Linked DNA regions of Homo sapiens: regions 2 and 3 are each linked to region 1. The links are chromatin loops, found by intact Hi-C in ENCODE. Cell type or tissue: HCT116. All regions are shown on one strand. Region 1 has its middle 120 kb from the start of SNORD137. Region 2 overlaps TYRP1 (tyrosinase related protein 1). Region 3 overlaps LURAP1L-AS1 (LURAP1L antisense RNA 1).

What was found. Hi-C counts contacts between places; a loop is a spot of excess contacts. Peaks named below come from ENCODE experiments on the same cell type or tissue, not always from the same donor. Only the 100,000 strongest peaks of a DNase experiment are listed, where the experiment ranks them.
Region 2: a loop joins it to region 1, with 6 times the contacts of the local background. A loop is called at or near these places in 38 of 110 quality-filtered maps.
Region 3: it touches region 1 in a loop (8-fold over the local background); 81 of 110 quality-filtered maps call a loop at or near these places.

Annotation. Positions count from the first base shown.
Region 1 is chr9:13,084,695-13,092,694 of GRCh38, reverse strand. No RefSeq gene overlaps it. Among named protein-coding and RNA genes, the nearest start is that of SNORD137, 120 kb to the right of the region's middle. In HCT116, a CTCF peak has its summit at 3,757 (motif pointing right); a DNase peak (open chromatin) is centred at 3,744; H3K27me3 peaks cover 1,666 bases.
Region 2 is chr9:12,698,895-12,706,894 of GRCh38, reverse strand. TYRP1 (tyrosinase related protein 1) reads right to left here. Exons shown (of 8, transcript NM_000550.3): 5 at 4,457-4,624; 6 at 2,190-2,369. It overlaps LURAP1L-AS1 (LURAP1L antisense RNA 1), which reads left to right. Exons shown (of 4, transcript NR_125775.1): 4 at 6,269-6,896. Among named protein-coding and RNA genes, the nearest start is that of TYRP1, 9.5 kb to the right of the region's middle. In HCT116, CTCF peaks have their summits at 4,554, 7,169 (motif pointing right) and 7,732; a DNase peak (open chromatin) is centred at 4,544.
Region 3 is chr9:12,716,309-12,724,308 of GRCh38, reverse strand. The region is part of intron 3 of LURAP1L-AS1 (LURAP1L antisense RNA 1); the gene reads left to right. Among named protein-coding and RNA genes, the nearest start is that of TYRP1, 27 kb to the right of the region's middle. In HCT116, CTCF peaks have their summits at 496 (motif pointing left), 4,669 (motif pointing left) and 7,263 (motif pointing left); DNase peaks (open chromatin) are centred at 472 and 4,668.

The DNA.
Region 1 (8,000 bases):
TGCCCAATTACTGCATACTGCATGCCTTACAGTTTCTTTTTTCTTTTTTCTTTTTTTTTGTTGTTGTTGTTGAGATCGAGTCTCACTCTGCTGGCCAGGTTCGAATTCAGTGGCACAATCTCGGCTCACTGTAACCTCCGCCTCCCAGCTTCAAGTGATTCTCCTGCCTCAGCCTCCCAAGTAGCTGGGATTATAGGTGTGTACCACCATGCCCGGCTAATTTTTGTATTTTTAGTAAAGACAAGGTTTCGCCATGTTGGCCAGGCTGGTCTCAAACTCCTGACTTTAAGTGATCCACCCACGTCTGCCTCCCAAAGTGCTGGGATTACAGGTGTGAGCCACCATGCCTGGCCTACATGCTTTACATTTTCAAGTGTGGTCCGCCTGCCCTGCATTTGTCATTGTTATCGTCTGCCCACGCTTTGAATGAAATGCACCTGGGCTTTATCTGAGTTTCCCCTCCTGCTTGCCAAGCCTTTGTCTGGATTTGGCGGGCAGTTTGCCGTGGCGCCCTGTGCTTTCCACTGACCAAGCTGCCCCTCTTCCCTGATGGGTCCCCTCCTGTTTCACTGGCCACACCTCTCCAGTGCTTTATCAGATGGGTTCTATCACTCCCAAATATTTAACTCCCAACATGGGTTAAAATTTTATAGTTGAATGAGACAATTAAGCACTACTAATGTATTCTGATAAAATGAAGTTACATGGAAAAACTAGTGTGTGTGACGCGCTAGATGCTAATGTTTGAGGAAAGCTAGGCTTAATCAGAGCAGGGTGATGAGCAAAACACTTAAGATTTTGAAGAAAATTGTTGGCCATGTTCAGATGCTTTAGAAATGAAAAGTACAGGTCTTTTATGCATCCTGATTTTACTTCCAAATGTGTGGTTTTTATTTTCTTTGCGCTCCATGTATCACTGACAAAACTGGCTTAGACCAGTTGTTTAATCATGCCACTCCTGGCTCAAATGTGTCTTAGGCACCCCACTGCTTAGAAAAAACAAGTCCACATTTTACTTAGTACTAGAGGCACCTACAACTTAGCTTCTAATGCTCCAGTCTAATTCCTCATTTTTGTTCTAAAGAAGCTCTAGCTCCTTCATTCATTTTGCCATTTTCCAAACAAGATTGGCATATACTGGCCTCATAGTTTCGTTTAAACTTACCGTTTTCTGGGATGACCTTTTCCTCAACATATTCCTGGTTTATTCATTCTTCAAGGCTGAGCTCAGACTCCTTATCCTTCAGAAAGTTTTATGTCAAATGAGCTAATAGGTGTTAAAGTGTATCTTGTCGAAAGTACCTGGAATATAATGAACATATAAAAATAGTAGCTATTATTAATCAGAGTTCATCTTTCTTTTTGCGCTCATAAATTTTTATCTCTGGAACAGTATTTTTCAAATGTTTTATATTACTTATTAAAAAACAAAAATCTATGCTCCAAAAATAAAGTGTTGGAACACTGGTTTAAACACAGTTAAAGAAATTTGTTTTGACAGACTTATCAGAATGTCAAATATAGCAATATATCGTAAATCTTCACTGGGGAACAAAAATATCGAGAGAGATTCAAGCTCCAAGGAATACATTTTTGGGAAACACAGCTATACCACACCAACTCTGAACTGATAGAATTATTTAGCCCCAGAAGGACTGGGGCTCCTTCGGCTTTTTACTTCCATAATGTGTAACAGATGTGTCACAGAGCAGGCTATAATAGTTTTTTTTTCTTTTTAAGTTAGCATGTTGTATAGTATATTTTTCCTACGGAAACTGGACAGGAGTTGAAAGCAAGAAAGGGTCAAGAGGATGTGTTTATTATTTTTGAGGAGTTAACTGAGTTTCGAGTGGTGAAAAGAAAAACCTCTGTGTATTGTCCAACATGCAGGAAGCATGGAGCTGGAGAGGGAAATATTGGGTCAGCTTTTGGCAAATCCACTAAGTTACAACGAAATAATTTAGTTGATATTGGAAGGTTAGAGTGTAAAGTACAAGCCAGTCCTCTCATGGTCAAATATGTTTCTAAGTTGGCTGTTCTTACTCATTAAGTTCTTGTACATGGGTGTATTTTTATATTCCAATTACCTGTTATCTTTCTAGCTTGTTAAATTTGACCAAAACATTGATTATATATACTTCGAGCCAAGAATGCTATCATTCCAAACTCCTTAATAGGCTTAAGAAGTTTTGATTTTCAATACAATTTAAAAATTTATATTACTGAAGAATTTAATACAACCCCCTAATTTTATAGATGAGCCATCTTTAATGTTACCAATAATCTATGGTGAAACTGGGACTAAAACTCAGGTTTTCTGATAATAAGTGACTTTTAATTTAAGACAAGTATTTGAAAATGTTGGTTTTTTTCAAGAATCCAATACTTAAATAATTTATAAAAGTAGCTTATCATGTTAGCTTAATTGAAGGAAATTAAACAAGCATTAATCTTGTACATTTGAAGTTGGTGAAAGGAGATGAATGAATAGTAGCAAATTATTACCATTAATTTATTGAGCTGTACTCTGAAAGTTCCGACATTAAACCATTAGAATATATATAGAGAGAATATATATTAGAATACATATATAGTTCAGACATTAAACCATTAGAATATATATATATTCTAATGTATACAAATTTCTAGCAAGAAGCTACCTGAAATATTTTTCAGCTTCAACTCTTTCCTTAACAGAGTAGGAAAGTGTGGATGAACAATTTGCTTAGCAAGTATTAAAGTTCACTGATTATTACATCATATCTGTGATTTGGAGCTCAGTTAAGTTTTATCTGTTCTCCCCATAGCAATATCAGGCAAATTACCATATCAGTTTATTATTGTGCCAGCTACTAAATCTTGTGACAACTACATAGAAACAAGACTAAACATAAAAGATATTTTGATTACAATTGTGTTTACTGTTGATACAATTCTCTATACAAGCTTGATTAAATGTTTATGTTTGTATAATAGTGATTGTAATATCAAGTTACCAGGCAGAGCCATTTTGTGGATAATTTAATATTTTGTGCACTTAGAAAAGCATGTGTACATTGTATAGTCAATTGGCATATATATGGTTATAAAGCACATTCAGTAAATGGAAGTGCATTGCAAATGGATAAATTTAGATTAGTGATGAACATCATTAAAATGTTTTTATAAGAAGATGCAAGTTCCATTTATAAGGAAATTTTAGTAATAAAAAAGTAAGGATTACCCTACACGTTTTAGAGAAGTAAGTGTAGCAGATGAAATAGCTTACACCCACATTAAAACATGTGGAACACCCCAGGAGCATCAGCCATTTAGATTTCAACAACCAGTGCTCATCTGTGCACGCACAGTGCAACAGTGACACCACCGGGCCAGCTTTCTCAGACTTCTGGGGCTTTTCAAGGTGTTAAAAGGGAACTAGATGCTCACAAGAAATGCAAGAGATTGGGGGAAATGTGCAGACGATTAAAAACTCTGCTTTTAAATTATTGGGGGGGAAAAGAATCTTTCCAGCAATACTTTTAAAGTGCTGGTTCTGTGTTTGATGTGTTTTCCTCATTGACCTGAGTAAACAGAGAAAAAATCCGATGATCATTATGACTGATGAAGTAAACGTGGCTGTTCCTGATACTTCAGGCAATGTTGTCACTTGGTTGAACACCTTCCCATTTGGTTAAAATTCTCCAGGGAAAAATAAACCCACAAGAGAACACATGAAAGCCAGGAAACACCTTAATCTTCTTCTGGAATCCAAACACTAGAGGGCAGTAGAGTCCATGCTACTTCTGCTTTGTTCTCCTTTATCCGTTACCCTCCCCGCGCTCAACCCGCCCCTCCAGCTCCCACCCTGTCCTCCCCCTGATACCGCATCTTTCTCATTTCTTCTGAGTAGCTCTAAGAACTTTTCAGAAAAAGTAAAAGTTCCAGTACTTTTACTTCCAAAGTACTGGAGCATTACATTTTCTCAGAAACTTGTACAAAAGTAGAAAGTAAGATACAACTTTTTCCAGATTTGAGGATGTGGTTATATTCTTTTTGCTTCCATGAAAATTAGCTGTTTTTTAAAGTACATGTTTTGGGCAAAAAGAAGGGTATCGCACAGGCTTTAGTGGTTATTGAAAAAATTAACATCAAGCACTAAATCAATGAATTCTTAAGTCAACTCTTAAGGAATGCCTCCATTTGTAAAAATCCAACTTAAGGTGGGAAAATATAAAAGTGAAAAAGCCAGGCTCTTTGTATTCAGAACAAAACAACAAAAAAAAGAATTCTATATGAAGAACGTAAAATAATAGCTACAGGAAGTACTCAACACTTCTTAGAAGCCTGGCTTTTCATTGATATTACTATTTAGTATCATTGCTGGAATTTCGAAGAGAATAATGACCTTTTTAAATACATTTTTCCCCCGATTTTCTTTTTCTTTCTGTCCTCTAACATAAAGTTTTTATTTCTGGGTAAATGAAATATTTGGTTGAATTTTTTTTTTGATGTAAGTTTAAATGGATTTTGAGAGTGCTTATTTTGTGTTTTATTCAATAAAGTTATGTTGTAATACTTCACTGATAAAAGTAAAATCAGGCCGGGCGCGGTGGCTCACGCCAGCACTTTGGGAGGCCGAGGCAGGCGGATCACGAGGTCAGGAGATCGCGACCATCCTGGCTAACACGGTGAAACCCCGTCTCTACTAAAAAAATACAAAAAAAAATTAGCTGGGCATGGTGGCGGGCCCCTGTAGTCCCAGCTACTCGGGAGGCTGAGGCAGGAGAATGGCGTGAACCCAGGAAGCGGATCTTGCAGTGAGCGGAGATCGAGCCACTGCACTCCAGGCTGGGCGACTGAGCGAGACTCTGTCTCAAAGAAAAAAAAGAAAGAAAGAAAGAAAGTAAAATCAGTTTTCAAGTTTCCGTTTCCAACTCAGTGACTGTCACTGCAGCCTTCAGCATTTTGTGCATAAATTTTCCCCTGAAGAATAAAAAGTAACCTTAGCTGGTATCTTTGGCCTTGAAACACTCAGAATTAATTTTTTCTATAAATATAGAAATGCTACTTTTACTTACTGAAGAATGGAATGCTCTGGAGACATCTTGAAGAACTATGAGGCCTCATAATGAGATTTCCTTAGAAAACTCAATTAGACATTGTTAGGCCTTAACCTATATTTTTGAAAGACTATCTATTCGCAATAACAGTGCTGTGCATAGAGTAGATTCTCAATTTTTGAACAACATGAACATCCATTGAGCATATCCAAATTCCAAAAACTATGCTAGGTACACTTATCCCTGCCTGATAGGGGCTAAAAATCTCTAAATTAATAAATAGTGTTGCTAAGTCTAAGATAAATTAAGTTTAACACTCTTATGGTATTTGGCTATTTTTTTGTAAGATCTCCACTGTCCTGACAAAAGTCCTGCCTGACACATACTTATTTTTTTTTCAATGACAGGCATACCTCAGAGATGTTGCAGGTTTGGTTCTGGACAACAACAATAAAGGGAATATTGCAATAAAGTGAATCACGTGAATGTTTTTGGTTTCCCAGTACATATAAGTTACCTTTACATTATGCTGTAGTCTACTGAGTGTGCAAGAGCATTGTGTCTAAAACATGTATATACCTTAATTTTAAAATATGCAATTGCTAAAAAATGCTAACAATCATTTGAGCATTGAGTGAGTTCTAATCTTTTTCTGGTGGAAGGTCTTGCTTCAATACTGATGGCTGCTGACTGATCAGGGTGGTGGTTTCTGAAGCCTGGGATGGCTGTGTCAATTTCTTAAGACAACAATGAAGTTTGCCTTGTTAATTTGACTATTCCTTTCATGAAAGACTTCTCTGTAGCATGTGATACTGTTGGATAGCATTTTAGCCACAGTAGAACTTCTTTCAGGATTGGAGTCAATCTTCTCTAACTCTGCCACTGCTTTATCAACTAAGTGTACATAATGTTCTAAATAACTTGTTGTCATTTTAACAATGTTCACAGTATCTTCACCAGGAGTGGATTCCATCTCAAGAAACTGCTTTCTTTGCTCATCCATAAGAAGCAATCCTCATCCATTCAAGCTTTATCATGAGATTGCAACAATTCAGTCCCATCTTCAGGCTTCACTTCTAATTCTAGTTTTCTCACTATTCCCACCACATCTGCAGTGACTTCCTCCACTGAAGTCTTGAACTTTTGAAATCAACATCTTCCAAAAGAAATTGGAGTTTGGAAGAAACTCCAAATGGTCATATTTTGACTTTCTTCCATGAAGCACAGATGTTCTTAAGGGCATCAAGAATGGTGAATCCTTTCCAGAAGGTTTTCTATTTACTTTTCCCAGATCCATTAGGGAAATCACCATCTGTGTGTGCCTGTAATCCCAGCTTCTTGGGAGGCTGAGGCAGGAGACTCGCTTGAACCTGGGAGGCAGAGGTTGCAGTGAGCCGAGATCGCACCACTGCACTCCAGCCCTGGTGACAGTGCGAGACTCCATCTCAAAAAAAAATAAAAGGAAGAAGAAGAAGAAAGAAATCACTATCTATGGCAACTATAGCCTTACAAATGTATTTTTTTTTTTCAATAAGACTTGAAAGTCAAAATCACCCTTTGATCCATGGGCTACAGAATGATTATTGTGTCAGCAGGCATGAAAACAAACAACATCTCCTTGTACATCTCCATCAGAGCTCTTGGGTGACCAAGTGCCTTGTCACTGAGCAATAATATTTTGAAAAGAAACTTTTTTTTGGAGCAGGTCTCAACAGTGGGCCTAAAATATTCAGTAAACCATGCTATAAACAGATGTGCTGTCATTCAGACTTTGTTGTTTCATTGATGGAGCACAGGCAGAATAGATTTAGTATAATTCATAAGAGCCGTAGGATTCTTGGAATGGTAAATGAGCATTGAGTTCAACTTAAAAGTCACTGGCTGCATTAGCCCCTATGAACAAAATCAGCCTGTCCTTTGAAGCTTTGAAGCCAGGCATTGACTTTTCTCTAGTGAAAGTCCTTGAAGGCCTCTTCTTCTAAGATAAAGCTGTTCCATCTACATTAAAAATCTGTGGTTTAGTGTAGTCACTTTCATCAATGATCTCAGAGCTTCTGGATAATTTGCTGCAGCTTCTACATCAGCACTTCCTGCTTCACCTTGCCCTTTTATGTTATGGAGATGGATTCTTTCCTTAAACCTCACGAACTAACTTCTGCTAGCTTCTAATTTTTCTTCTTACGCTTCCTCATCTGTCTCAGCCTTCACAGAATTGAAGAGTTAGGGTCTTGCTCCGGATTAGGCTTTGGCTTAATGGAATGGTTTGATCTTCTATCCAAAACACTACAACTTTCTCCATATCAGCAATAAAGCTGGTTAGCTCTCTTACCATTCATGTTCACTGGAGTAACAATTTTAATTTCCTTCAAGAACTTTTTCTTTGCATTCACAACTTGGCTAACTGGTGCAAGAGACTAAGCTTTTGGCCTGTCTTAGTTATCAACATGCCTTCCTCACTCAGCCTAATCATTTCTAGCTTTTGATTTTTTAATTTATATTTGTTTTTATTTTAATTTCTTTTTAAAGACAAGGTCTCACTATGTTTCCCAAGCTGGCATGCAGTGGCTGTTCACGGGCGCAATCATAGCACACTGCAGCCTTGGACTCATGGTCTCCAGTGATCCTCCTGCCTCAGCCTTCTGAGTAGCTGGGACTACAGGATGTGCCACCTCTCCTGTCTAGCTTTTTATTTAAAGTGAGAGACACACAACTCTTCTTTTCACTTGAACACTTAGAGGCCATTGTAGGGTTCCTATTTGGCCTAATTTCAATAGTGTTGTCTCAAGGGATGGAACAGCCTGAGAAGAGGGAGCGAGATGGAGAAACAGCTGATCAGTGGAGCAGTCAGAACACATACAACATTTATGGATTAAGTTTGCTGTCTCATATGGGCACAGTTTGTGGTGCCATAAAACAATTACAATTGTGACATCAAAGATCACTGATTACAGAACACCA
Region 2 (8,000 bases), 390 kb after region 1:
AAGAGCTTTCTATATTTGTAAAAACCTTTCAATCATTTTGAAAAAGAATTCCATCCCTCCACTCCTAGACTTATTTTAAACAAGACTCTTGCTTTACAGACAGTTTTATAAATTTTTTTAATCTTTCTAATTTTTCTTTCTCTTCTTCACAGTTGTTTTATGACACTGATTTCTAAAACGTATTTGCAGGTACAAGGAATATTTAAGAAGGAGGCTAATTGTTTCAGCTTAGCTTTCATGCAGTTTGCAAGTGTTTACATTGACCTATCCTATAATTTTATGGCCACATTTTATCAGAAATGTGCTGCAGGGTAGTTTCCTATTTTTTATTTACGGTATTTCTCTTCCCACTACAATTCAAGTTACTGAGAAACCTTATGCTACACATATTGCAAACAAAGAAAATGTCAGAAAAAAATGTTCAAAAGGTATTTTTCTGGTTCATCAATGACCTTTAAGTTAAAATCTGGAGAACCTTTAACAACTTGCTATCAATGTGAAATAATTATATTTTCAGCCAAGATACACAAGGTGAAGGAATATCTTTCCTTTCTTTCATAGGTGAAAGAAAACTCCACTTAAGAGACTTGCCAGGTTACTGAATAGTCTCCATTTCCTCTAAAAAGTTTACTAACACCCACGGCATTGTGAATAACTGAATAAATACAACTTGAACATTGCCATGTAGTTCCCAGAAGTGCATGTTTAACAAAAGCTGGTTTTGTTAATTCCTAAACCTATTAATTTGAGTTTACTCATTACTGTAATAAAAGTAATCTAGTTAAACAAACATAAAGTGGTCATCATGACTGTAAAACAAAGAGAAGGATGTTGTTTTTATAGTATGTAAATTGAACATTTTGGAAAGATTTGTTAAAGGTGTATGGCTAAAATATTTGCCCTCATATTGTATTTCAAAAGTCACTCATTTATTGTTTCACTTTTAAAAAAGCTGACAGTGTAAATTATAGATTTATGGTTGTCATTATGTATATAAATACACATGAAAATGAGATGAAACTGCAATAACTGAATTCATAACTGATTGAAAACTAACTCTGTCTCTGTCAGCCAGGCTAGAGTGCAGTGGTGTGATCTTGGCTAACTGCAACCTCTACCTCCTAGGGTCAAGTGATTCTCCTGCCTCAGCCTCCCCAGTAGGTGGGATTACAGGTGCCCATGACCATGCCTGGCTAATTTTTGTATTTTTAGTAGAGACGGGGTTTCACCATGTTGACCAGGCTGGTCTCAAACTCTTGGGCTCAAGTGATCCCCACATCTCGGCTTCCCAAAGTGCTGCGATTACAGGCTTATGTGTAAGTTGTTTCTTAAATAATTTTTGATGGAACAAACTATTTTCATCAATTTCATCAATTAATGGTCCTAATTAGGTTGGATTAGAGGACGTTATTGCACACATACACACATAGAAATGAAAGCATGCCTAATGGATACATAAATCAATAGGTAGTTAAGCTACAATATCAGGTTTATGTGCGTTATGAGCTAAAGGCACAAAAGCCAAAATTTAGAATGCTTTCAACCTATGAAAATTTGCGATGTTTTAACCAGTGGAAGCACTTTTATTGTTTGAAAAATAATGCTAGCCTCTCAGCTGCATAGGAAGGCAGAGAAAGAGGCCTTTTAAATAGTATTTTAAAGAATGCATTGAAATGAACTTAAAAGAGATTTCCTATAGTGTGATATAAAAGCCAACATTAACTTTTCAAGTGGAACACAATTTCTATTTGTGAGGGGCCATTAAGTAATAAAAATAAGAACTGTGGATTATGGGTATAAAATTTTTAGTCTTTTGGGATATCAAAGAAGAGCTCTATAAGGTTTTCCTCATTTATATTTAAAAGTAATGAGAATTTATGTTGGAAGATGAGGGTAAGAACAATTTGTGAAACATAGTAGCCATTTTTTCGTAGCAAAAATTAGGAGAGATGATTTGGTTAGTCCCAGCAAATGGTTAAAAATATCATCCTATAATAACTATTTGGAGAGACTTCTTGCCTGCATTTTCAAAGTAGAATTGAATGTCTGGAAGTGACTTGATATTACAGCTATGCTATCCTTATTTTGAAAGTGTTTTTATGCGCTGAGTGCTCAGCTTGAACTGATAACTATGCCATCTAAACAATCCGCCCAGCTGAGCATGCAAAAGGCATATGAAAATGTCTTACCAGCATTGTATCTCCTCAGCCATTCATCAAAGACTGCATCTGTGAAGGTGTGCAGGAGGACAAAAATAGGATCATTTGGAGACAAATGGGTTTGTCCCCCTGTTCCATTCAGGAATAGATGAGCCAAATTGTGAAGACTTCGAACAGCAGGGTCATACTTTCCCGTGGGGTCACTGTAACCTAGACACATGGTAAGGAGGAGAATAGTAAAACTATTGCAAATATTTCACTTTTCCAGGTAATAGCAATGATTATATTGGGAAACAATTTTTTCAAGGCTCGTCAGGCCAATTTTTGCCTTAATATAACAGCACTGCTTCTCTGTACCTATGGTTGATGACATTTGTTTGCTATACCCAGAGCTAGGCTGGTTTTATGCTAGTGGCATGACATTCTAAATGTAGCCTCCAGGTTAAAAATAATGACCTGCAAAGGATACCAGTCAAAATATATAGACACTCTATTTGACAAGGCAGACATTGTTCTACATGGGAATAAAGATAGTGAAAATCTCCAGTTTCTGCTAAAAACTGCTGACACAATTGGGAGAAGAATGCTCTGGTTGTCTTGGAACTTAAGTTGCCAGATGTTACTTCAGCCTCCTACCTTATTTTTGAATGACTGTTAGCACGTTTATTTTTGGAAAACTATTTTTTGTGGGGAAGCTACAATTCCTCAGGGCTTTCTTTCCATCTTTGTGCTAGTTTTAAACATCGGGAAAACCTACTGTCAAAACATTTATACAGCTTTTGATAAATATCTCAATTCCATATATACATATACACACACATATATACACACACACACACACACACACACACATATATATATATATTCCATATATAAGGGAGAAAACAAGGATTGGTATAAGACAGGTCATAAATAAAAATGGAGGGTCTATAATGTAGGCTGTCTAATTGGGTTGAAGGACCAGAGGGTTGAGATCAGGGAATTGTTGTGCATTATAAAATGAAATCAGAATTTAAAATATGTTAACCAGTTCTCTCTTCATCTAAGATGAATTGTATAGTTGTAGCCACTTATTTAGCCACCTATGCATTTTTTCAAGCATCTATTCCATTGTTATTTGACTCAAAAACATTTAAAGATTGTCTGTGATATATATGGAACGTGGCTTGACACTCGTCTTTTTATACATTTTGTCAGGAAATAAGTATAATTGTCTTCTGATTGGGCATTAAGAAGACACAATCTGTACATTTTTTAAAACATCAGTGCTGATGGCCTTAGTTTACAGATTAGCCAAAATATAGTGATTTTTTTTATTGAATCATATTCAAATCAGTGCATTCAGGTAGTTATTAAAATGATCAAAAATAGGTTAATATGGCATATAATTTTGAGACTAAAAGGTGAGAGAATTAAAAATAATTATTAGATTTGTATACCAAGTATCTCTGATCATAGGGCAGAGAAATGTATTTGCATTTTTTGGGGAGATGGGATGCATTAGACATGGACAATGCTATATTGAAGGTAAAAATTTAACAATAACAAGTTTATAAGATAAAAGTAATTATATTCTTTTGAAGACTTTAAATATATATATATATCAAGCATCATTTGGAGGTATCAAAATTTATTATACAAAGACACTGGATTTTGAAAACTTGAATTTGAACCTACGCTCTGTTAGTAACTAGCTGAATATCTTGTGATAGTAATTTTACCTGTTTATACCTCACTTTCCTCAGCTTTAAAATACTTTGTGTGAAATAAGGAAAACCAAGTTAAGCATCAGTAGATGCTAATTTGAATTTGTACAGACCTTTGAAAAAAGTTACAGGTTAATACGGACCTAAATAAAACATATGCGCAAGCAAGGCTTTACTCAGTGTCAACTAATTGTTTGGAATTTTTTTTATTACTCTATTTAAAAAAAAAACTAAACTAATTTAATACACTGTCAAAGTCTTGAATATTGTTTGCCAATGCTAGAGACCTTGATATAGTTACATATTGGCCAGCTAGCTACCAGAAATTTGAATTTAAAAAGTTTTTGGGTGTTTAAGAAATTAGAGCATGATTTCCAAGGGCTTCACCTATAATGAAAAGAGCTTCATGGTTGACTCTTCTTTTTAAGAAAGTTCCTTTTTCAAGCAGGTGTATCATAATAGAAAATCTCATTCACATAAACACACAGGATTAATATACTATTCAAAGCCTTCTCAAAGAAACTTGCTTTTGAATAATTCAGTTTTCTCTGATAACTAGATCTTTTAAAAATACTGATTTCATTTACTTGCCTTCCACTGTGTTTCGGAAACTGTTTGTAGAGTTGGAATAAAAAGGAGGCGTGTCAAATAAACCAACTTCCAAGCACTGAGCGACATCCTGTGGTTCAGGAAGACGTTGCACCATTGGTCTGGCCACATTTCCAGCTGGATTTCTCCTAATTGGCCCATCCTCGGTGCCTGCAGAAAAAAATGGGATGTGGAAACATTTACACAATGTTTGGAGTTCTTATTGTCGCTCTTTAAAACTTTATACATAGCATGAATATGAAATATAGGTTTTCCTTGGTAGAAAAGAAAATTTAAAAATGCATACTTGGTAGCATTAAAATGAGAAAATCTAAGTTACCATGTCCCATTTCTTTGAATCAAGTAGATATGAGATACATAAAAGTATCTGAAGGAAAAAAAAGAATCACACTAACAGATACAGGTGTTGATATTTGTTAAATCAATATATGCTTCTTCCACAAGAATGTATTAAAATGAAAATTCCATGGAAAATTGAATTTTGCCAAAATAATCTCATAAATCTAGTTCTACACTAAAATCTTTATGTCACATATATGTGATATTTTGTATGCAAATGCTGTCTATTTAAACCTTCAGAGAAATAAGGAAAAAAAAACCCTTACATTTCTTTGGAAAGTGATACATATGTCAACCAACACACATTTTTCAACTTTTTCAGCAATTAATGTGAGAAATAATGAAACTTTGTGAAGGGCAGTAACAAACAAAGAACTGTGATACTAGGGATAGATAATATGATAGGAGCCTTAAAGAAGAGAGATGGTGGGAGGGAGCAGGGAAAGAGAGAGAGAGATCCTGCCCAGTCAGATCTCCAGAAAGGCTTTATAAAGAAGAGAGATTTACACAAAGCCCCATAGGATTAAGAAAAATTTTCTTAGGTGAAATAAATTTTACAAGACAAACATTTTAGGCAGAGGAAATGGCAAGAGATGATACACTTTCTTCTGTCTATAACACCCCCTATCTGTAACAAAAAAAAACTTTGTATCCCACAGACTTGGCACAGTACCTGGCATTGAATAGGTGCTGAAGAGTTGTTTGGTGCCTGTCATTATATGGAAAAGATCATGTTAGCTGTAAAATAAACAAAAAAAGGGGGAGGGCCTGTTTGGGAAATAGTTTGCCTGGAGTATGTGCCAGGATAGTAGTGGACTGTAGGAAAGAAAAGAAGCTAGACCAGAGCTATATTGTGAAAAAAAAATCAAGTATCAAGATAAGAAAGTTATGTGTGATTTATTAGGAAGTGGAGAGAAGTCAAAACCTTAGATGGGTGGGAGGAGAGGTGATTGGTTAGGAAAATTTTGCATCATTCTGTCCCAGTGGTCTCCAGAAAGGAATATATGTACCGTAAAGGGACAAGCAAAACAATCCACTAAGCTGGTGAGAGATAATTTTACAACTTCAACTCATATTCCTTTTCCTTCATTCAGAAAGCCTCCCATGTTCTATGCTTTATAATTAACGTAATAATCAGAACCTGTTAAGTTAGCATAATGAAATTTAAATAATATGTAACTAAAACATATGCCTCAGGTGGGATTGGAAACTATTTATTGAGTGTACATTATCACCCAAAACTTTCACCATCACTAGCTAGACTATCAATTCAAGCTGATGTTTTGGGGATTACTGCTCAGGAAGCTATCAATAAATCCCAAGAAACAAATATTAATTACTTGAGTTTCAAAACATTACATTCTAATTTGCCCTCACAGAGTTCCATTGTAGAAAATGCTGACAGTAAAGAAACTAGTTTATATAAAAAATAAACCAGTTTGTTTTTTATTCCAGTGATTCTTAAATTTGTTTGCATATGGACAAACTCTGCCATTGCACCTAACATCCTATGGACCAAAGTCCTGTGGAATTTCCACATAAAAATAAATGGAAAGTTGCCCATGTCTGAAGAAGAAAATATATTTGAGAAGTACTGTGAATAAAGAACAGTGTTTTTCTATGTTGATTCAAAGATGGTATTTTGGTGGCTGGAAGAACGTTAGCTGCAATAAAATATTAACTATTTTCAATCCACCAAGTTTGGCGCATTAATTTTGAATATTGGAGAAATACTATGCAACAAGCATGTGAAGACATGGGTATGGAATATTTAAAGAAAGAAGGTTTTATCTAAAGGTGGAAACGTGTGGGTCTCCAGTAAAAGATGACGAATGGAACTACAGAAATGGACAAGATCATTAAAGAAGAACAGTAATAGAAGAGAGAATTGTTATGAAGACTAAATAGGATACTATATCAATGCATTTCATACTATATCAGATACATAATATATGTTCAATAAAATGATAGTTTTTCCCTTTCCTTTGCCTTATAAATAAAATGTCTGCCATTTATCTCTTGCAGTGAGACAAGGGATAATCTTAAAAATATTTTAACCTAAAATAAATATTCTTCAATTTGTCATGAGACTATGTGTCTGAGTTAGGAGACTTGTTATATTAATTGACAAGAAAAATTATGATGAAAAGAAAATCTCTTCCTCTTTCTTCCCCCTCCTGTGCTATGATTGCATTCACTCATTTAAACTGTGTTTTATTTTGGTATCCAATCATCAGGGTGATTGGGAAATGTCTAGAAAACTCTCAGGCCAAAATACAATGGCCTGGTCACAAAGAGTATAAACATTTTGGCATCTGCAGACATCCTGATCCTCAATTTCAGTTCTCTGCCACAAGGTGGGATCATGCATTCAGCATACCAAACAAATACAAATTTATTCTAAGTTTTAAACTTCTACAGAGGAAATTTTCATATATTATCACTTCTCTTATTCCTATACATTGCTAAATAATCTAATGGTGAAAATATGTATCTAATTCCTGCTGATTTATTTAGAGTATTTCTTATTTAAGTTCATAAAATAATACTTGATGCATAAAATAATACATGTAGAATAAGTATGTGGTGATTATAATAAGAAAACAAATTCACATAACTCTTATTTTTATATGGAAGAACAATCAAAAGAGCCATACATGCCTGAAGAAGAAAAATAAGATGAGGTAGGGGGTGTCTAATAATTAAACCTTGTGTTACTACCACAGGCACAAATAATAATATGATCCAAGGAGGAGAACAGAAAGCTCAGGAAGAGATCTACATGTGGCAGAAACTTGACCTGTGACAGTGGTGGCATTCAGATCACTGGAGAAAGGATGCTGGGACAACTGATTAGGCGTACTCTTACTGTGTTCACTTTGGAAGAGCTGGAAAGCAGCTAGGGGGCAGACATCAGTACAATATACTCCTTTTCTGAAAACTATCCCCCATATCAGCTTTTGTTTTCTAACTTTATAACTGCAAGCATACATTTGGTTTGCTTCTTTTCTTTTTTTTCTTCCCAGGGCATTTCCAACTTTTTGCCTATTTTTCACATTTTCTTAGGAAACATTTTCTGTGAAATTCCAACACAAGACACATGACTTCTAAGTAGTGCTAAGAAAACTAAGAGGATTAGTTTATACAACTAGACATTTCCAAAATAAGAAAGTTAGCAAGATATTGA
Region 3 (8,000 bases), 370 kb after region 1:
TTCCTACCTCAGCCTTTCAAGAGCTGGGACTACTACTACCGCCACGCCCAACTAATACCAAGAATTGAAGTTCAGTGTCACATCTACTTTTGAAAATCTTTGGGTGATAACACTATGGATGAAAAGGGTACAAGGTCCCTTTTATTTAGGAAGATCTACTCTAACCACTGCCCACTAATTTAATATTTTTTCAACTATGTTTTTGTAAAGATTGTAAAGGAAATATCAACTTGTCCGCTGACAGTTTGCACTAGTATAAATGGGTAGCTGGGAGAACAGCTTCACTCTACACAGGCACATACACGTGACTGGAGTTCAATATATTATTATATATATATTCGATATATATATATTCTAAAATAATGACATACCTATATATCTATACTGAACACCATCCTTGCATTAAGTTCCTATTTTTGTGATTTGCTCTCTATTGAGAATAAAATATTGCCACCTTGTGGAAGTTAGAAGTTGTGAAATCAGTGCCTTCCAAGTTCACTCAGTTTTGTTCAATTTGATAAATATCAATTTGCTTCCATCCTGTCTTAGATCATCTGCAGGGTATCTGGTCACAAAAATAAGTAAGACATGGTTTCTGCCCACCAAGAACACAATATCACAAGCATGAAGGTGTGGAAACTGTCAAGGATACGCCTTGGACAAATTGCATTGCAAAGGACTGCACCCAGCAAGGTCATGAGGGAAGTTTATGTGGAGTGAATGACTCTTGCCTGGTGGACTACTGAGAAGTAGTTAGGTGGATAAACAGTAGACTAGCGGGAACAGCATGAACAATAGCCTGGAAGTATGAAGACGTATGGGTCTTTCAGAGAAGCAAACATTTCATAGGCTTAGAACTTAAAATTTGGGAAGAGGAAGAGACAGAAGATGAGCTTGCCAAATTATCACAGACTGGTCCCAGAAGGCATAAAATACCATGTTGAGATTGTCCTTTACTCTGTTAAGTGAGGCAGGGAGATAGTTAAGATTTAGTAAATCAAGCCTTGGAAGAGAGGAGCATTGTTTGGAGGCAGTGAGAAAACTATGGTGGATCAGGCTTCAGTTCTATCAGTGAAGGAGAGGCAGGACAGAGGAAGTTACAGAAAGGCCGTGTGGTATTGGACTCACATTCAGAGACTCTCAAATATAGACATCTAATATTATCTTCAAGTGAAAGTATGCATTCAATCTCAGACAAACACTGACAGTTTTGAAAGAACATATTATCAAACAATTTTAAACTTGTATTTCAATATTAGTCATATTTCCCGTAACGCAGTCTGAATTTTTTATAAGCCCTATAATTTTCTCATGAATAGCACCATTTTACTTGCATTGAAACCATTAGTTCATTCAGTTTAGTATTTAATATATATACAGTGATAACTAACTTAGCATTTTTTTTCAGTATGTTAACATACTGAAAGTTTCAGGAAATGAAAATGTTGTAGGCCTTTTTAAAGGGTTGCAGAGGTCTAGCTAGGCAGTGGTGAAAAATTCGAGAGAGAAGAGACTTGAAAAATATTTGTTGAAGATTCATGAGCAGACATGTTGTATATTCATTATAAAGGTGGGGTGGCCAACTGGCAGATTAAAGAGAAAGGAGGAATCCAAATTGACTGCCTGGTTTCTCCTGAAGTGTCTCATAGATGGTAGCACTTTTAGCTGAGGAGGGATGAGGCATGTTTTATAGGGAAAAGAAATAGTTTCATTTTGGGTATTTGGAATTTGAAAGTCTCGAGAGCTAGTCAAATGGATTTCTCTAGCCAGCAATTAAATATGTGAAATTGAAGCTCATGGCAGTGTCTAAGGCTAAATATAGAGATTCAGGAATTATTAGCCTAGGGAAGGTAATTAAAAGTATGAAAATGGTTGAGATCACTTAAGGAGAGCTTATAGCCTGCAAAGAGCAATAAACTCGGGATGCTCCCTTGGGACTCTTCTTAAATCTGAAAGATGTTTTCACACGGGCAGGTGAGTCAACCTTTCTTGTGCAAGCTGTGACTACTAAAGCCATCTTAATTACATGAACATGTAAAGAAAAGGAAAGCAAACCAATAAACAAACTAGGTTTAGAGGAGGAATTTGAAATTCTCTGCTAATTGGTGAAACCAAAATGTCTATCATAGAAGTATTCTAAGTAGAAATATAGCATAAAAAGATTCCATGTAAAGAGGAGGAAAAATAATTGGAGAGCAGGAAATTTGGGGGAAGATTTATGAGGTAAAAGCAGAATTCTTCAGTCAGTTTTACAGTCTTGATTCAGTGTCTTCTATCATTGCCAGAAAACTGTCTAAGAATAAACTTTTCACAGCAGTTTAATGAAGAAAAATGAAGAATTTGGAACTGGCCTCATTTTTATCTATTGGTAATAACTGAGCCAATTTCTCAAAATGGGCACACAAAGAGAGTATTTATGGTAAGCTCAAAAATGACCCCCGAAGATGTTCAGGTCCTAATACCTGGAACCTGTGAATGTTACCTTATGTGATAAAGTGGACCTCGAAGATGTGATTAAATTAGGGACTTTCAAAGGAAGAGATTATCCTGGATTATTTGGTGGGTGGGTCCTAAATGCAATCACAAATTTTCGCATAAAGTAAAGATGGAGGGAGATTTGACAGAGGCAAAGAAGGCCATGTGACATAAGGACATGTAAGCAGAGTCAGAGAAGATATGATCCTACTGGCTTTGGAGATAGAGAAAGGGCCATGAACCAAGGAATGCAAGGTATGACACTTTCTGTAGAAGCTAGAAAAGGCAAAGAAAAAGACCTCCCGAGACAGTACAGGCCTGACCATGCATGGGTGTCAGCCCGGTGACTTTGTAAAAACAGCTTTCAGAAGTGAAAAAAATAAATTTGTCTTGTTTTAGGCCACTAGGTTTGTTGTAATTTGTTACAGTAGCAAATATAAAACTAAAACAGTACTTTGAACTTATAAAATAATTTCACTAGAGATCTTCAAAGATATTCTTAAAAAAAATTTACTTAAGCAGAATTAAAATTATTTAATGTTTTGACAAAGTACAAAATAAAGTCTCAAAAAAAGTTGACACTGTCCCAACCTTATTCTCTGGAGAACACTGATAGATGAAATTTAATCTTGAACTATGAGAGTGACATGATCAGTTAGGTTAGTCATAAGGTTATGGAAGAAACTTGAGTAGACTAAGAGTTGGTGCCTAAGAAAGGCTAATAATTTGTCACCCATCCAAACTAAGAAATGAATAAATATTCATCCATTATAGTTGGCAGAGTCACTTCCATCATGGTAATTTTTTTTTTTTTTTTTTTTTTTAGTTTTTAGTTATTTCTAAGTTCCTGTCTGTGATCAGAGAGGTACCTGATTTTGCCATAATTGGAGAGGTTTATCTGTGAGGTCATTAGAATTATATTTCTGAATTTTCCAGTGGTGGTTTTCAGACTTTGCTCAGGTAACAGAGTAATGGTAGAGATATGAGACGTAAAGTGCACTGATTGGCTCTTCGGAGGGTAGGGATTGTGCTGGCTTTGAAGTAGGAGCTCTGAAAAGGATCTCAAAGATCCTATCAACTTGGCTTTGCTTCCTGATTGCTCTGTATGTGATTATCTACCTGATCCAGATCTCCAGCGTTTTTTGAGGACTACAATCATACCAGCAGGAATTTAGACACATACATCTATCCATACATTCCTTGTGTGTCATATAAGAATTGGATTGAGGGCTTCATGGAAAACTGACAGAGCTATTTACATTACCTGAGATTTTGATTAACAATAATTTATATGATCTCCTCAGAAACATGTTTTGCTTAAATTACATGTCAAGGTATTTATTTAGAGAAATATGATGTCACAAAATATTCACAACTGTTGAAATAAATAGTCTATACAAGTCTTCATTGTTTTGCTTTGCTTTTTCAGATTTCTGGGGCTTTGACAGTTTTCAAAATAAAGCTTGGAGAAAAATTACAAAATAGGGCGTAATGAATTTCTTAAATACACTGAAACTATCGGTGCAGGCGTGTCACTATTACTTTCCTGGTTTGATCACTGGGAGTCATCCAGTTGATACACAGCCTCCTCAGGAAACTTAATTTGGAGAGAAAATAGAGAAGGATTCTCTATGACTGGAGGAATGTGGATGACAGTGTTTTAATAGAATACATGTTATGATAAATGTCAGTCACACACTCATTAACATATTTGTATCTTGTGTTATTTTAAAAATTCTGTGTTAGTCTAATTAAACAAATCTACGCCATTGGTGATAAAGGTATAATGCAAGACTTCCTGCCAATGAGCATTTTAAATTGAGCCCAATTATTGTAATGGGTATCAATAATTATCTACAAAGTTTATTGAAATTTTAGAATGTTAATGTCTGTCCACAGGACAAGGTAACTTATGATAGCCAATAATGAATGATAGGGCTTTCCAATGCCAAAAAAAGATGGAAAAAACAATGTGTGTTTGTAGAAATATATCATAGCCATATCTTGTTCTTTCTAGTACAAAATCTATTCTGTCATCTGCAGATGAACATTCATAGTGGCAAATTTAGTTCAGTTTTCAAAAAAAATCTTTCAAATGTATAAATAGTATGGACTAGCAGTAAACATTTATTTTACTGTGCTCCTACTTTTTTCATTAAATCTAAGCTTTAAAAGTTCTGGGAGTATACTGACACCTAGAGGAAAACAGCTTTAGGTATCATTTATTTCCAGTGGTTCTTACAGCCGCTTGTAGATAGATAAAACTCTCATGGCTGGGGCTTATTTACAATGCTTTTTTTTTTTTTTTTCTTTTCTAGGTAGACTTTAAATTTAGTTTCTATAGGAGTATCTCATAGTAAAAGGTATAGAGTAATATGGAGGAAAGAGAAGGAAAAATTAAGAAACCTCATCCTTTAATGAAATAAGAATTCATACCAAGATTAAACAGTATCCTTGTCACTCAGTAATGCCCTGTTCTGAATGGCCACAGCTACTTTCTGAAGTCAGTAGTTTGAAGATAATTTTTTAAAATAAATTGAAGGCAGATTTTTTTACAAGTATATATTATGCAGTTTATTTGAAAGAATGAAGTTTGTATTGGAACAAAATTATGGTATTATACATATATGCCTAACAGTTTGGGACTTGTTCTATGTCTACACATGCTGTAAGAATTTATTTATATATTTTAAGTCTAATTTGGGGAATCAGAACTAGATATGCATAGTCTGATTTTGCCTCAAATACATGTTCTTTTAGAGTTTAAATTGAAACATCACAGTCACTCAGACACCGAACAGGGAGCACTAAACGTATTGGGAAGGGTTTCAATCTTTCCATGGTAAAGGGACATAAATACAACTTGAGTATGGGAGAGATCTATTTTGAGCTTGCCTCACAAAGCTGTGAAAGCACAAAAGAGGCAGACGGCGCAGCCACAAATGAGGCTACTGAAAGGAATGTTGCCAAACCCAGGAGCTCCCACAGCTATTTGCATAAGTGCTAGCAAAGTTCCTCAGCCGATCTGGTCCTGCACCCCAGACGCGGAGAAGCAGATGAGGCAGCAGATGACCATTTACACTGCCAGGGTGTGTGAACCAGGGAACATCCCCCACATTACTCACTAAGTAATGAGGAGGGGACTTAGATATGTTCCACAATTCAGATGGGCCTGCCAGTTGGCCCCTGAGCTTCATTCTGTGTGATCCATACACAGCAGAGACACTCAGGAGGCAATGCAAATGAATCAACAGACAGCACTGAGGTCCCAGCAGCAGCAGGCAAGGTACTGCCTATGCAACAGGGCGTGATGACAGATAATTAGCTGTGACATGCCCTTCAATGGCAGTGGGATGAGAGTGTTCAGATGGAAACCCGTGTGCAACATGGTATCACGAACCAAGAGATTTAACTTGGGAACCAAGAGATAAATTCTTTTTTTCCAAATCATTTTTTTAAGGAGGTAGCTGGAAAGAGTTAAGTTTTCATTATTCTAGGAATAAAAGTTAAAATTTGTTAAGCAAGTACTACATTTTAGGTATTGGGAGATATACTTACCATTATCACTTCTGATGTTCTAAAAATCACTATTTTGTAAGAACCGCCTTTATTTTACAGATAAAGAAAACAGGCTTAGAGAAGTAATGCAACTTGCTCAAGGACACATTGCTAATAAATGGAAGAGACAGGAAGCCAAACTAGGGCTGTTTGAATATAGAATTAGTCTTATCATGTTGCCTATCACAAACAGATGTTGACTTATTTCCCCTAAAGGAAATTTGATAGAATGTCCTCTCTTGGCCTTTTCTTCTACTCTTTAAGTTTCCCTTATGTTGTTTATATTTTTATGTGCCATTTTTTAATTTCTTCTTCAAAATGTTGAGTTTGTTATTTTAAAAAATCACTCCAAAGGATACTACTGAAACAACTGGAAAATTTGAATATGGGCTATATATTAGAACATAGTATTGCATCCATTTTAAATTTCCTGACAGTTGTATTGTGATTATGTAAGGGAATGCCATTGCTCTTAGGAGGCACATACTAAAACAGGGATAAAAGGTCATAATATCTGCTATTTACTTTCAATTTTGTTCAGGAAAAATGTTCATAATAATGATACGCACATAGGCATGCATGGAGATAGAGTAAAAAAGCAAATGTGCAAAATACTGACAATTGTTAAATCTAGGTGCAGTGTCCATGGGAATTTATTTTATTCTTGCAATTTTTCTCTAAATTATAATTTTTTCAAGGTAAGTTAAAATAATTTTTTTAGGCTTCTCAGGCTAGTTTTGAAATCTTTAAGTGTACATGTACACAGTTAACTGTGATTTCAGTATTTGTATTCTCAGCAGCTGAATGCAGACGATTCCCAGAGCTGGCTAGCCCTTTCACCCTTGTCAGAAATTATCAATGTCTTTGGTCCTGGCATAATCATCTATTGTACGTGGAACCATTTGGGTGATATGCCACTCACTCTTCATTTTGTGGCCCGGAAGGGCTTTATGATCAGTGATCATGATGAAGGGGGATAATGTATACAAGAGAGTTTTAGTCGATAAAGAAGATACATTTTTGTCATTGTTATTTAGTTGGAAATTTCAGCCATGTGGAGATTATTAATCACACAAACCCATTTCTACTCAAATGAAAATTTCATTTCTTCTGCTTTCAAGAATCACATGAACGTTTTTTAAAACCAGAAAAGGAATAACAGGTGTCTTCACTGTTCATTTCAGTTGGAGGCATTTGATGTTCATAATCAACATTTTGAAATATGTTCAAAGGTGCCATCTTGTGGTAATATTCTATTCAGTTTTTAGCAGATATAGTGGCAAAAGTCTGAGTAAATCTGAAGACCAGAAAGAAATAACAATGGAGAAATACATTTTACAACATGCCAGAAGCCTATATTTTGGAGCATAAATAAAAAAGAATGCCAGAGTGTATTTCCATGTGTAATTTACTTATTTAATCAAAGTGCTTAATGACTCTTCTTACTCATTTTGCTAAGTTTCTATTTGAAAGCCATGTCCTTTTTTCTCTTTTCCCCAGATTAGAAGTCTAAATACTTCTATATAATAGGAGAACACATTAAGAATGAACTTCTGCTTTAGTGTTATACATTCTGAAATAAATCATTCTTCACCGAGGTTTCCAGAAGCATCACCTGCTTTTTAAAAATTTTTATTTAAAAAAGTCAAGGCTGATAAAGAATGATCAAGGTCTCCTGCCCCAGCCTTTCCTATACACAGATGACACTTTTTCATACAACTTTTTCAGCTCTTCAAATTATTTCTTCTAATTTTGCCTCTGTTTTTAAATGTATTTTTATCTTTTTAAAAAATTTAGAGACAGTAAGTTTTGATATTCTACCTTGGATGATGAGGACTCAGCTTTTATCATAGCCTTGCTCACCAACATATTTTACTTCATCCTTGCTTACATTTTTCAATTTAGTTATATCATATTTTTGTTATTATTTAATCAATTTCTTTTACTATTTAGATGGAAATTTTGTT